Linked DNA regions of Mus musculus: region 1 is linked to region 2. The links are chromatin contacts, found by POLR2A ChIA-PET in ENCODE. All regions are on one chromosome and are shown on one strand. The core of a region is the stretch at or near the end of the contact, and the rest is flanking DNA. Distances in the headings are between cores, read along the strand shown.

Region 1 (5,742 bases), core at 1,768-4,267, 240 kb after region 2:
AAACTATAGCTCAGTCCATAGTAAGTATGTCATAAATGTTAGCTTCACCAACCGTGTAGAACTCCTTGGGAGCCCTCATAAGCAGGGTACGAACTTGACTTAGCAATTGATGCCAGCCTGGGTATCACAGAGTCCATCTCAAAGAATTAAAATCAATTCATTTAAGTTCTTTCTTCTTTCTTTCTTTTTTAAAAATTTTGTAGAGAACCAGAAAGATGGCTCAGTAGTTAAGGGCATGTGCTACTCTTGCAAAGGACCTGAGTTCAGTTCCCAACATTCATGGTAAATGGCTCAAAATGACCTGAAATTTCAGCTTCAGAGAATTTAACACCCTCTTATGATCTTCCTGGGAACCTATATTCATGTGTACATGTACACAATTAAAAAATACAAATAAGGTCAGATGTGGTGTGGCATACCTTAGCCCCAACATGTGGGAGGCAGAGGTAGGTGGATCTGAGTGTAAGACCAGCCTGTGCACATCCTGAATTCCAGATCAGTCAGAGAGACAAGGTTCAGGGCTGTCTCAAATTAACTAATTCACTAGAGTAGAATTAGAAAAAACAAGTGTCTGGGCATATCACTTCCAGAACTCTCTATCCTTGACTGAGTCCTTGTGAAATCTTGCTTGAGTCTTTCCCTATCCACAAGATAAAGGTAGTGTAACTAGATGGTTCCTATGCTTTCTGCCTTCACACACACACACACACACACACACACACAAAGAACTTTCTATTCCATATGTTGGGGCTGTTGGCAAGGAAAAATGTGAATTTGTAGCTGCTGGTCCCACATGGAAGAGACTACTGTTTACCAAGGCCAAAGGCAGAACAATTGATTAGTCAGCCACCTGTGAGCTTTCTCGTACCTGAACTATATCACAGACTATACAGGTCCCTGAACACTGCACGACTTCTCTTGTAACTAAACTCACCAACAGCAAGGCCAGGGCCTGAAATCAATAACAGCAGTGAAGAATCTTGGTTCATGAAGAATTCCTGCACCTTTGTGCCTCTGGTGCCTGTAAGTAGGGCAACATCCATCTAACCAGGGCCCTCCTTAGCCATGAAGGAAAACATGAGGTCTCCTTCTAATCTTGATGGCTTGTAAAACAAAGACCAAAGAGGGATAAAAAAAAAAAAAGGCACTGACTCATTTGACCACAAGCATTACAGAGACCTACTATGTGCCAGTCCTGTACCATGAAGAGCAGGTGTGACATAGACTTGGCTCCTTGCCACCAACTGTAGTCGGGGTACATATGAGTGATGTACCCCAAGACAGACTTTGCTAAGACGTCTATAGGAAGCTCAGTCTCTGCTACAGGAGACTGGATTGGGAGCATCTAACCAGCAGGAGGATGAGACGCGTCACCAAAGATGTGGTGTGAGCACCCGTGAAGAAGCTGCAGAAGGTGCCATATTATTGAATAACTACAGACCACACAACAGGAGACCTAGCTAAACATGTGCTGCAATTTGCCAGCTTCTTCTCAGAACTTCTCTCTCCATGGTTGGGTTGGCTGGTGCCAGGCCCTCTGACTGCCAAATCTGCACTAGAGAAATGACACTCCTATGCAAGCCAAAGACCCTGGATTATAGAAAGAGGAACACTGAGGTGGGAACAGATGCTCCGAAGGGGCTCCAAACTTCCTGGCTAGTTCACTTTTTTTTTGGTTTTCGAGACAGGGTTTCTCTGTGTAGCCCTGGCTGTCCTGGAACTCACTCTGTAGACCAGACTGGCCTCGAACTCAGAAATCTGCCTGCCTCTGCCTCCTGAATGCTGGGATTAAAGGCATGTGCCACCACGCCCAGCTTGTTTTTTTTGTTTGTTTGTTTGTTTGTTTTTTGTTTTTTATTTTATTTATTTATTTATTTTGCTAGTTCACTTCTATACACAATCCTGACTCCGTGTCTATTCTTCACAGTACTTCCAGCCCAGGCCCTTTAGAAGGCCCGAAGCTAGGGACAGTGGGCAGCAGCTCTCTGATGGCTGGGGATCCAGGGAAACATTATACATCAACCACTCAGCTGGTTCTTGGCACAAGGCCTGTGGTCAACAAGTTTGAGCTCCCTCCTCATACTGCAAGGTCAATTCCACGTGTAAATCCCAGAGGCTCCAAGGCTCAGGTTACATCAGCTTCTCCCCCCAGGGCCTCCCTGAAATATGCCAGATCAAAACACTCTTTCCTGGAAATCACAATCGTATGTATCAGTACCATTGCATGTGGGCAATTTACATATAAGCATACTTAACCCTCACAGTGACATTATTATATTCGTTTTAAAAAGCTCTAAGAGAGAAAAATGAGTTGTTCTAGGATGCTTCCTAGGAGAGGGGAAAGCATAGCTCACCCCCAAAGTCAAGCACTCCCACCCTCTTACCTAGCTTCTGATGGTCCACAGTCCTACAGCTATAGGAAAGAGACTGCATCCTACCCACACTCCCACCTCTCTGTTGAAAAAAGTGTGGCAGAATCATTTGTATACTATATTGCAAAATAAGTGGAAACCGCCAATTTAACACAACGAAGTACACATATTTTATAATGTGCTCATGCCAGTGAACTGTCTTGAGCCCTGTCAGTCTTGAGTGTATCCTTGTTTGGTCTGAGGCTCAAACTCCTTATAGGCTGAGCTCCTCCTCGACAGCCCGTACCCACCGGCTCCGGACCTGTCACAACCCAAGCCTGTCCATAAGCACGGGCTGAGAGTCCGAAAGAGGATCTTATGCGCTGCGGTCTGGGCAGGGAAGCAGCTTTGAGGACAGTTCTAAAAGGATGTCCCCTTCGGCTGCTCCTCCGCAGAAGAACCGGGTCTTAACCTCGAGCTGCTCAGAAGGCCCTGTCTGCCCCTCCCGGGCGACTGCAGCGCCGCACCCCAGACCCCGGCCCCGTTTCCCCGCCGAGGGACTCCTCGCTGGCTCACTTTTACCTTAGTTGACCACCGCGGGAACGGCCGCGAGCACCCCCACCTGCAGGTCTCCGTCGAGAACGCGGAAGAGGCGGAGCTAAACTCAGGGGGAGGGCCCGAGCAGAAGGAGGCGTGAGGGGGAGGAGTCACGCCTGCGCCCCGAGGGCCACACGTGGCGAGAAGCAAGGCCAGTTCACTGCGCAGGCGTGGCATATCAGAGCGTCCTCTGGTTGTTGCGGGTTTCTTTTACAAGCGGAAAGTGGAAGACGCTGCAGGTGCAAATAGTTACTTCTGCGAGCCAGAACGGAGTTCTTGTAAACCTGAGGGCAGCTCTGTTAAGTAAAGTTTATTTTTGAGACAAGGCCTTTTGTATACTCCAGACTTGACTTCAAACTCGTTTTTCTTCTGACTCAGTCTCCAGAGTTCTCTGATTACAGACGCACACCACCGGGCATGACTGTAAAATTTCTATAAAGGTCTGCGTATACAGAAGTTCATTACTTCCGGTAATTAAATTTTTTAAATTGTTGTTTTTCTAAATAGTCTCACTATGTAACCCTGGCTGGCCTCAAACTTAAAGAGATCTACCTGCCTCTGCCTTCTGAGTGCTAGTATTAAAGGTGTGTGCCACTACAGCAGCTAAAACAACAGCTAAAACAAATGTTCTTAAAGATCTATTTCTTTTTCTCTCTCCTCTCTGCTCTCTCTCCTCTCTGCTCTCTCTCTCTCTCTCTCTCTCTCTCTCTCTCTCTCTCTCTCTCTCTCTCTTCTCTCCCCCTCCCCCCTCCCCCCTCTCCCCCTCTCCCCTCTGTGTACTAATTAGAGTAGTACCCCAACCAGCCTCCTTGCCTCACTTCCACAGGCTGCAGATGCCTGAGACGGGAAGACGGGGTGCTTGGTTTCAGTTCAGGTTCTGACGCAGTTTTCTTTTGTGTGGTGAAGTAAACTTCCCTATCCCATTCAGTATTGTTGTTAGGGTCTGGAGAGTAAGGGGCTTAAAGAGCATCTCCGTTTCCCATCACTCCTCTAAAACACATTTATTCCCTCTTCTGGCCTATGTGTTCAACTATATGAGGGAAGGAAGTGGAAGTATTCAAGACTTTGCTAGATTTCAAATCTAGATGAAGACTGGAAAGGGACGTCTTTTTCCCAAGCATTTGTATTTACTTCCTTTCCAAATTTGAGTCCCCTTCAAAGGCTGGATATTGCAATCTCTTTCAACTTATAACCTTCCAGGCCCACCAAACTTCGTGTCTTCACTGCCCTTTCTAGTCTATTCCCCAACCCTTGATAGCCAACCAGTCCAGGGTCACTCAAGCATAGATTGGGATCCAGATTCTCAAAATTACTACCCACCTCCCCATGGCAACCATGATGGTTAATTAACATTGGATAAAGGCTCTAGGGTGCTCCCAGGAAGGAGGGCAAACCATGTAGAACTCAGACCTTCCTCTGGCCTATTTGACCGCATTCCATAGTTCCATACTGTGGTAGCCACGAACATATAAAAGGGCCACAGGGCTCATGAACGCTGAGTTCATCCAGCATCATTAGTCAGTGTGGGATGTTCTGCCCCAGGGTGGAGGTGACAGCTTATTCCCTGTTCCCTGTCCCCTCAATGGATGCAGATCCTGAGCCAACAAGACAACTAAGCCCTGGCTTCCCAGGTAAGTTGCTTTTGTTAGGTTTTGCCTGTTTAGGTGAGAGTCTTCTTATTTCTCATTACTAAGGTCAAAGCTCTCCCTCTTTGTCCTCTAAGCATCCTTCTCAGACTCTCCAAGCAAGTGTGTGTGTGTCTGTCTGTGCATATGTCCTTCCTAACATATTTCCAGACATCTCAAATTTGAGATAAATTTAACTCTTCCACAACGTACATGGACTTTCTAACAGCTGGACTGTCCAGTGACTGAAGAGATAATGATTTGTAATGGGTTTGAAAACACTCTTTTAGAACACTGGGCTCTGGGCATTAGAAGGAACAGCAAAATGGAAAACCTTCCAGATTCTAGAGCAGATACTGGGGGTGGGGTGGGTGGAAGGAGAGCCAGGCAGCTGGCTAAAGACTTGTGTCAATCACTTGAGACATGTTGAGTATTAGCTGGATTATTATCATGTCCATTCACAGGGTGAGGATGAAGGAGCTTAGAGGTCAGACCCTCACCCCTACTTCTATTTTAAAATGATACTTCTGCCAGGTGTGGAGGTGCACACCTTTAACCACAGCACTCAGGAGACAGAGAAAGGTGGATCCCTGTGAATTTGAGGCCATCCTAGTCTACAGGGTGAGTTCCAAGGTAGCCAGCACTACATAACGAGACCCTGTCTCAAAAAAAATCATTACTACTGTGTATGTGACATGAGTGGGACCCCATTCCAAGTGGCGTCTCTTCTTTTGCCTTTATGTGGGTCTTGAGAATTGAACCTAGGTCATCACGCTTACATTGTTGGGCAGTAAGTGCCTTTATCCACTGTGCCATCTTGGTAGTCTACCACTTCTGATCATAAAATAGAAAGTGGTTTATAGAGGGAAGGCTAGAAGCTCAGGCCTCAGCTTCTCAGGTAGAGTCCCTGCCGGCTCTTTTGAAGGTATAAGAGGACCTCTGTTGAATCTTCAGAACCAAGCTGCTTTTGACTCCTGTCTGAGTGGTTGTGGTTTAGGGGCAGTGAGTTCTAGCTGTCTCCTGGGGAATATGCTCTGGATTGAAACCTGCCCTACCTCCCCTACTTTGAGTCCTGAGAGGGGCTCCTTGTTCTGTGGTTGGGGTTGGGGCTGTATTTCCTACTGCACTTTTAGCCATCGGTTCTTCCAAACCACCCTGACATGAACCAG
Region 2 (6,048 bases), core at 525-3,024:
CAATCCTGCAAACCCACCTCCTGGGGCTTAACAAAACCCTCACTCTCAGTTCTTAACGGACCAGGGCCTGCCTTCTGGCAAAGATGTCACCACCACCTTGGATAGTCCCGGTGGCACATCCCCTGCACACTCCAAGGCCAGGAGCCTCCTCTGATGTTACCCTCTCCTCCTCCACCTTCCGTCTGGCCCGACCTGTGATCTCATCCAACTTCAGCCTGACCCTACTCCACTAGCACCAATTCTGTCAGGCCCATGGCCTCCCTCCCTTGTCTCCCCTGAAGGCCCTAACTTTCTCTTTAACTCTCTACTCTCACTTTTCACGTCGTGGACCCTTTCCCCGCTTAAGTTGCCAGGCCGCTGGCCTGCGGTATCCTCCTCCAGCAGGGCCTCCTTGCCATCTGGTCGGGGAGCAGAAGGCCTTGGCTCACACCGGAGCGGAGCGGACTGTCTAGCCGGGTCCAGCCCCTCCGTACCGGCCGCTCTCACAACTAAGGCCTCGGCTCCCTCCTATTCGGCCCAAGGCCTCTTCCCCATGACGCGTCTCACCCGACTCTAGCTCCGCAGTCCGGGATACCCTGGCCCCTGCCCGGCCTGAGGCCTCTTCGGCCCTTCCCGCCGGCCGGTCTCCCGAGCCTGTCCGTGCTTACGGAGCGTCTCCCGGAGCCCTCCACTCACTTTCCTACCTTCTCCACCACCGCCCCGGTCCATCCAGAAGGCCACCGGCGCTACCTGCTCGGCGGGCAGACCCGCAGCTCAGTTTAGCAGCGAGGTCTGGGGCGTCGGTGCGCTCCCTTCAGCCCTCGCTCGGGCCGTCAAACAGGCCACGGCGCTCCCAGCCTTTTCGGCTTCTCCCCGCGACTCCGGTCCCTCGCTCGCTCTCCACTGGGCTGTCCCACCCCGCCCATCCGCGGGGCTCCCGGAGTCCAGGTACCGGTGGTGTGCCCGGCGGACAGCGGAGGCCCCGGGCCGGCAGCGCAGGTGGCTGCGGGCCTGGCCTCCTTGCCTCGGGTCGGGCCTGCCAAAGTCGGTCCCTGCCCCGGGGCAGCCCGGCCATCCCTGCCCCGTCGGTTCGAGATCCGAGAATCCTCCGTTCAGTCCGGTCCAGCCCAGTGTCAGTTCCGAGCCTGTGGCTCCGGCCTGCTACTCCAGCCCCCGTCGCTAGGGCCCTGGCAGCTCTGCCCCGTACCGGGCCTTCTGGCCTCGCCCCCCGCGCCCCCCAGGCGAGCCGCGGCTCGGCTTCACCGGCTCCCTCGGTCTCAGGCTTCACTCCGTCCCGCCCTGTCAGTCACGGAATTTCTGTTCCGACTCCACCATCGAACTCCCGGGGCTCCCAGCTGGGCCTGGCCCCGGGCCTCTCGGCCTCGCCCCCCGCGCCCCCTGGCCGCCGGGCCGCCCCCGCTCGCTGCCGGAGGTCGCCCCTCACTCCGCGACTTACCCCACACCCCGCTCTCCAGAACCCCCATATGGGCGCTCACTGCCCGCCCGCACAGCTCGAACAGGGCGGGGGGAGCGCTGGGGCCCGAGGCCGAGCTCTTCGCTGGCGCCGCCTCCCGGGACGTGGCCTCCATGGTCGTTGCTGCCGCTACCTCACAGAACCAGCAACTCCGGGCGCGCCAGGCCTCGGGCGCCGCCATCTTGGGGAGGTGCGCGAGCCCGAGAATGACACCCGCGGGCCGCCATCTTGAAGAGGTCAGCTTTTAGGACCGCTCCATAAGGGATATGGGGAAGAACAGAAACAACATTAAAAGATCGTCAAACAGAGGAGCAGATGACTCAAGTATCTTAGGGAATACTACTTGGAAAAATACTGTAGATCAACACATTTGGGCAAGAAGTGACCGAAAGGATGTTTCTTAGCAAATTCTTTGCAGGCGTATATAGCAGCTCCCCCTACGTCTCGTAGCTAGCGAGTAGTACAGCCCAATTTGTGCGTGTGTTCGGGACTACGAGGAGTATGCCGCACTTCCGGCCAGGTCGCCGGATATCCGTCGAGTGACCCTTACTAGTCCTTCTTAAACCTGAAGTGGAGTACTACTCTGGTTGCGCTTGTTGGATCCCAAACCGGCTCCCGACATGGGACTAGAGGACGAACGAAAGATGCTCACTGGATCTGGAGACCCCAAAGAGGTAAGGCTTCGAGGTTGGCGGGCCCGGGACCTAGCTCAACAAAGCACCTCCCGGGGCTCTCTTAGTCCGGGTTTATAGCCTAGGGTTTGCGGGGTCCAGAGAGGTGGTTTCCGTTACTTACCTTCAGAATTCTTTGGTTGACCTTGGGCAGATTAATAGCTAGTCTTTCTCGGGATTGGCTTCCCCAAACCAGGAATGTGAAAGTGTAACTGGAGTTTATAATGCTGCACTGATAAACTTGTGTAAACAAACAAACAACCCCCCCCCAGGTTTTTGAGGTTCTAATTTGATAAATGTTTTGAGGTTCTAACTTGATAAGTGCGTGAAGCAAAAAACTAACGTTAGTCTTTAACGTAGCTTAGGTCAGAATTTATTTATGGAGATTTCGGGGACCCTAGTCTTCGGAAAAGTGCTTTCAGGAGTTGGGGTGTAGCTTCATGGTAAAGCTCTTGCCTAGCATTAACAAGCCCTGTATTCGCTTCCCAGCATCTCCAACAAAAAGCGGTTCTTTATCTTTTGGGATGGAGATGGCCGAGGACTTGTGCCTTTGGGGACAGTTTAAGAATGTGTAGTGTAATTCTGTGGTGCAAGAGGGAGCTCTTTCCCAAGTTGAGCATCATTGTGATAAATATTGGCTGCTTATGTGCTGAGTGCTTTATATGCACTAAGATACTTAACTTGCACAGTTTCCCCATGAGGTAAATATCAGGTACATTATATATTTTTGTCACTTTTATTACATGAGGCAGCAAGCAAGGAAGTTTATCTTGAATGAGGGCACACAACTAGCAAGACAATACAACTGGGACTCCAATGCAGACGTCCAGGCTTGAGAGCCAGAGCTCTAGCCCGAGACTCACTTTGCTTCCATTTCCTGTGCATTTGTCTTGTCTACTTCAGGACAAGCCATCAGGGCTTAATGGATTAATTAGTTGGCAAATTATTTATCCCTTAATTTTTTCAAGTTTTCATTCTCAGAAAGTTTAACAGGATACCACAGCAGATAGAAGTTTTAAAATTAAGAAAGTTGGGCATGGTGGTCCGTGTCTTTAATCCCAACACTCAGGAGGCAATGGCAGGAGGATCTCTGTAAGTTCAGAGCCATCCTGGTCTTCATATCAAACTCCATGACAGCCAGGACTATAGAGATCCTTTCTCAAAAAAACAATAAACCAACAAATCAAATAATAAAATGAAGAAAGTTAAATTAATTTTGTGAAAGATCCATAATGAATGGAGATGAAATCTTTTTATTCAGTGTGACTTTGGATTTTCTCATTGGTGGAAACAGAATTAGACCTGTATTTGGATTTGTTTAGCATGGTGTTTTTAGCACATTAGTGTTGTTATAGTAATGCCAATTGGGAAATGACACAGTTGTCTTGCTTCTAGAATGCTAATTTCAGGTGTGTCCCCCCCCCCCCCCGATTTTATTTTTACTTTAAGTGTATATTTGTATTTTGCTTACATGTATACCTTTGCACCACTTGCAATGCCTGATGCCCTCTGAGACCATAAGAGGGCACTAGATCTTCTGGAACTGGAGTTAACGTTTGTGAGCAACCATGTAGGAGCTAGGAAGAGCCAGGGTTTTTTTGGAAGAGAGACAAGTGCTCTTAACTGCTGAGCCATCTTTTGTGAGCATGTATAGGTGTTGGTTTGTGCATGCTTCTGTCTGTAGGTCCTTTCACATGGGCTCCTGGGATCAAACTCGGGTTGTCGGGCTTGGTAGCAAGCAATTTTACCTGATGGTTTTAGGACTTGGACCCAGGGCCTCAGGTATTCTTTACCACTGAGCTCTGATGTCAGAGGATCTTTTTAGGGGGATACTTTTTCTTTGTGAATTTTAAAAAATAGTTTATTTTTATGCATACAATTGTTTTACCTACATATGTGGCTGGAAGATGGTGTTGGATCCCCTGGGACTGGAGGTAGAGATGGTCTTGAGGTGACATGTGGGTGTTAAGAGTCAAATCTAGTGGGGCTGGAGTGATGGCTCAGTGGTTGAGAACACTGGCTGTTCTTCAATTCTCAGCAAGCACATAGTGGCTCACAACCATCTATAATGCCCTCTTCTGTCTAATCTAATGATCTAATGCCTTGTTCTGTCTGACATGCAGGTATACATGCAGATAAACCACTCATATACTTAAATATAAATCTTTAAAAAAGAGAGTCAAAGCTGATTCTTTTGCAAGAACAGCAAGTTCTCTTAGCTACTGAGCCATCTCTCTATCCCTTTAATTCTTTTTTTTTTATATCCCCCCCACCCCCCCACCTGCCTGCCCGCCTGCTTGCCTGCTCCAGCCCTGCTAGCAAAGAGGGCATCAGATCACATTACAGATGGTTGTGAGCCACCATGTGGTTGCTGGGAATTGAACTCAGGACCTCTGGAAGAGCAGTCAATGCTCTTAACCGCTGAGCCATCTCTCCAGCCCCTTAATAAATTCTTGAAAGGCGTTTTAAGAAACCTTATTGATGAAAAACTAGCATCTATATTCTATGTAACATCTTTACACTTAGGAGAAACCTTGCCAATCACAAAAAGAGTAAAGAGCAGAGGTTACAGTGGCACCTCCTGTCCTCACTTGTAGGGTACTGTCTTGGTTAGGATTTGGGAAACATGGTTGTTGAGCTCATTTCCCTGTGTGTCTTTATCTTCTCCCAACTGTGGATACCTGTATCTACAGCAGACAGATCACTGTGCCATGTGCCAGATTTAGGACCTGTGCTCCAACAGGTAATTTTTACAATTAGGGAAAGAAAGGAAACTAATTAAAAGTTATACAGTGGAATTAGAAATAGATTATGTGGGGCCTGGTGTTCCCTTTTCTTATATTTATCTGCAAGTTAAAAGGCAGTGATTATAACTTTAAGTTGACTAAAGAAGGATTTAGGTTTGACCATATTCATATTCCAAATTCAACTTGAGAGCACCTCTACAGGCACCTGCATTTTCATATGTGCGTACACACATACACACCCCTGCAGTTAAAAAAAAAATAGTGAAAATATTTTTAAGTTAGTTTTCCTCTAAACTTGGTTTGGGATATAAACAAAGTTTAGCTATTTTTTAGTTATTATAGGTTGTTATTTGTTTTGTTTTGGTTTTTTTTGGGGGGTGGGGGGGTTGGTTTTTTTTTTTTTTTTTTCGAGACATGGTCTCTCTGTGTAGCCCTGGCTGTCCTGGAACTCACTCTGTAGACCAGGCTGGCCTTGAACTCAGAAATCCGCCTCCCAAGTGCTGGGATTAAAGGCGTGTGCCACCACTGCCCGGCAATTTTTTGTTTGTTTGTTTGTTTGTTTGTTATTATAGTTTTGAGACAGGGTCATATATCATCCAGGTTGACTGAACTCAAACTTGGACTCCTGGTCCTCTGCCTTTTAAGTGTTGGGTTTACAAGAGAGCACCCCACACCTGGTTAAATGAAGGCAGGTTGTGGTTGTTTTTGTTTTGTAGATAGATACCTGATGGCCCATTCCCGTTGGCCGCCATGCACAATGATACACACACCTACACCTGCGCACGCATGTGCAAATGCTACACACACACACACACACACACACCAGTATTTTTATAAAAGTTGGGAAGGAAACTGGATATAGTGACTCATGTATTTAATTTCAATACTTGGGAAGGGAAGGTAGGGGGTCTGTTACAAAAATGAAGCCAGTCTGGGCTACAGTGAGACCATATCAAGCACGAATAAAGAGTCACAGGGAAAACAAGGTTCGGAGCCTTGGTTCCTGTGGGGCGGAATGATGGAGGCAAGGTGAACAAGCTTAATCAGTTTAAGGATTAGGTAGTTTGAGTAATTTCGGTGAGCTCTGAACTGTGGTGCTGGTTCCTTGTTGACCTTTGGCTCTGGATCGGGGTGATACAAAGTTGGTGTCTGAGATTTTTGCTTAAGAAAGTGATTT

What was found. ChIA-PET counts read pairs that join two places held with the same protein, here RNA polymerase II (POLR2A).
Region 1: POLR2A ChIA-PET joins it to region 2 with 12 read pairs in Patski. The contact joins the promoter of Mknk1 here to the promoter of Lrrc41 in region 2. POLR2A ChIA-PET finds 5 or more read pairs at or near these places in 4 of 5 experiments (Patski and embryonic stem cell).

What each region holds. Positions count from the first base shown.
Region 1 is chr4:115,836,473-115,842,214 of GRCm38, reverse strand. It overlaps Mknk1 (MAP kinase-interacting serine/threonine kinase 1), which reads right to left and starts at 3,017. Exons shown (of 13, transcript NM_021461.5): 1 at 2,934-3,017.
Region 2 is chr4:116,070,995-116,077,042 of GRCm38, reverse strand. Lrrc41 (leucine rich repeat containing 41) reads right to left here and starts at 1,774. Exons shown (of 10, transcript NM_153521.2): 1 at 1,436-1,774. The coding sequence starts at 1,634. Uqcrh (ubiquinol-cytochrome c reductase hinge protein) reads left to right here and starts at 1,973. Exons shown (of 4, transcript NM_025641.3): 1 at 1,973-2,127. The coding sequence starts at 2,074.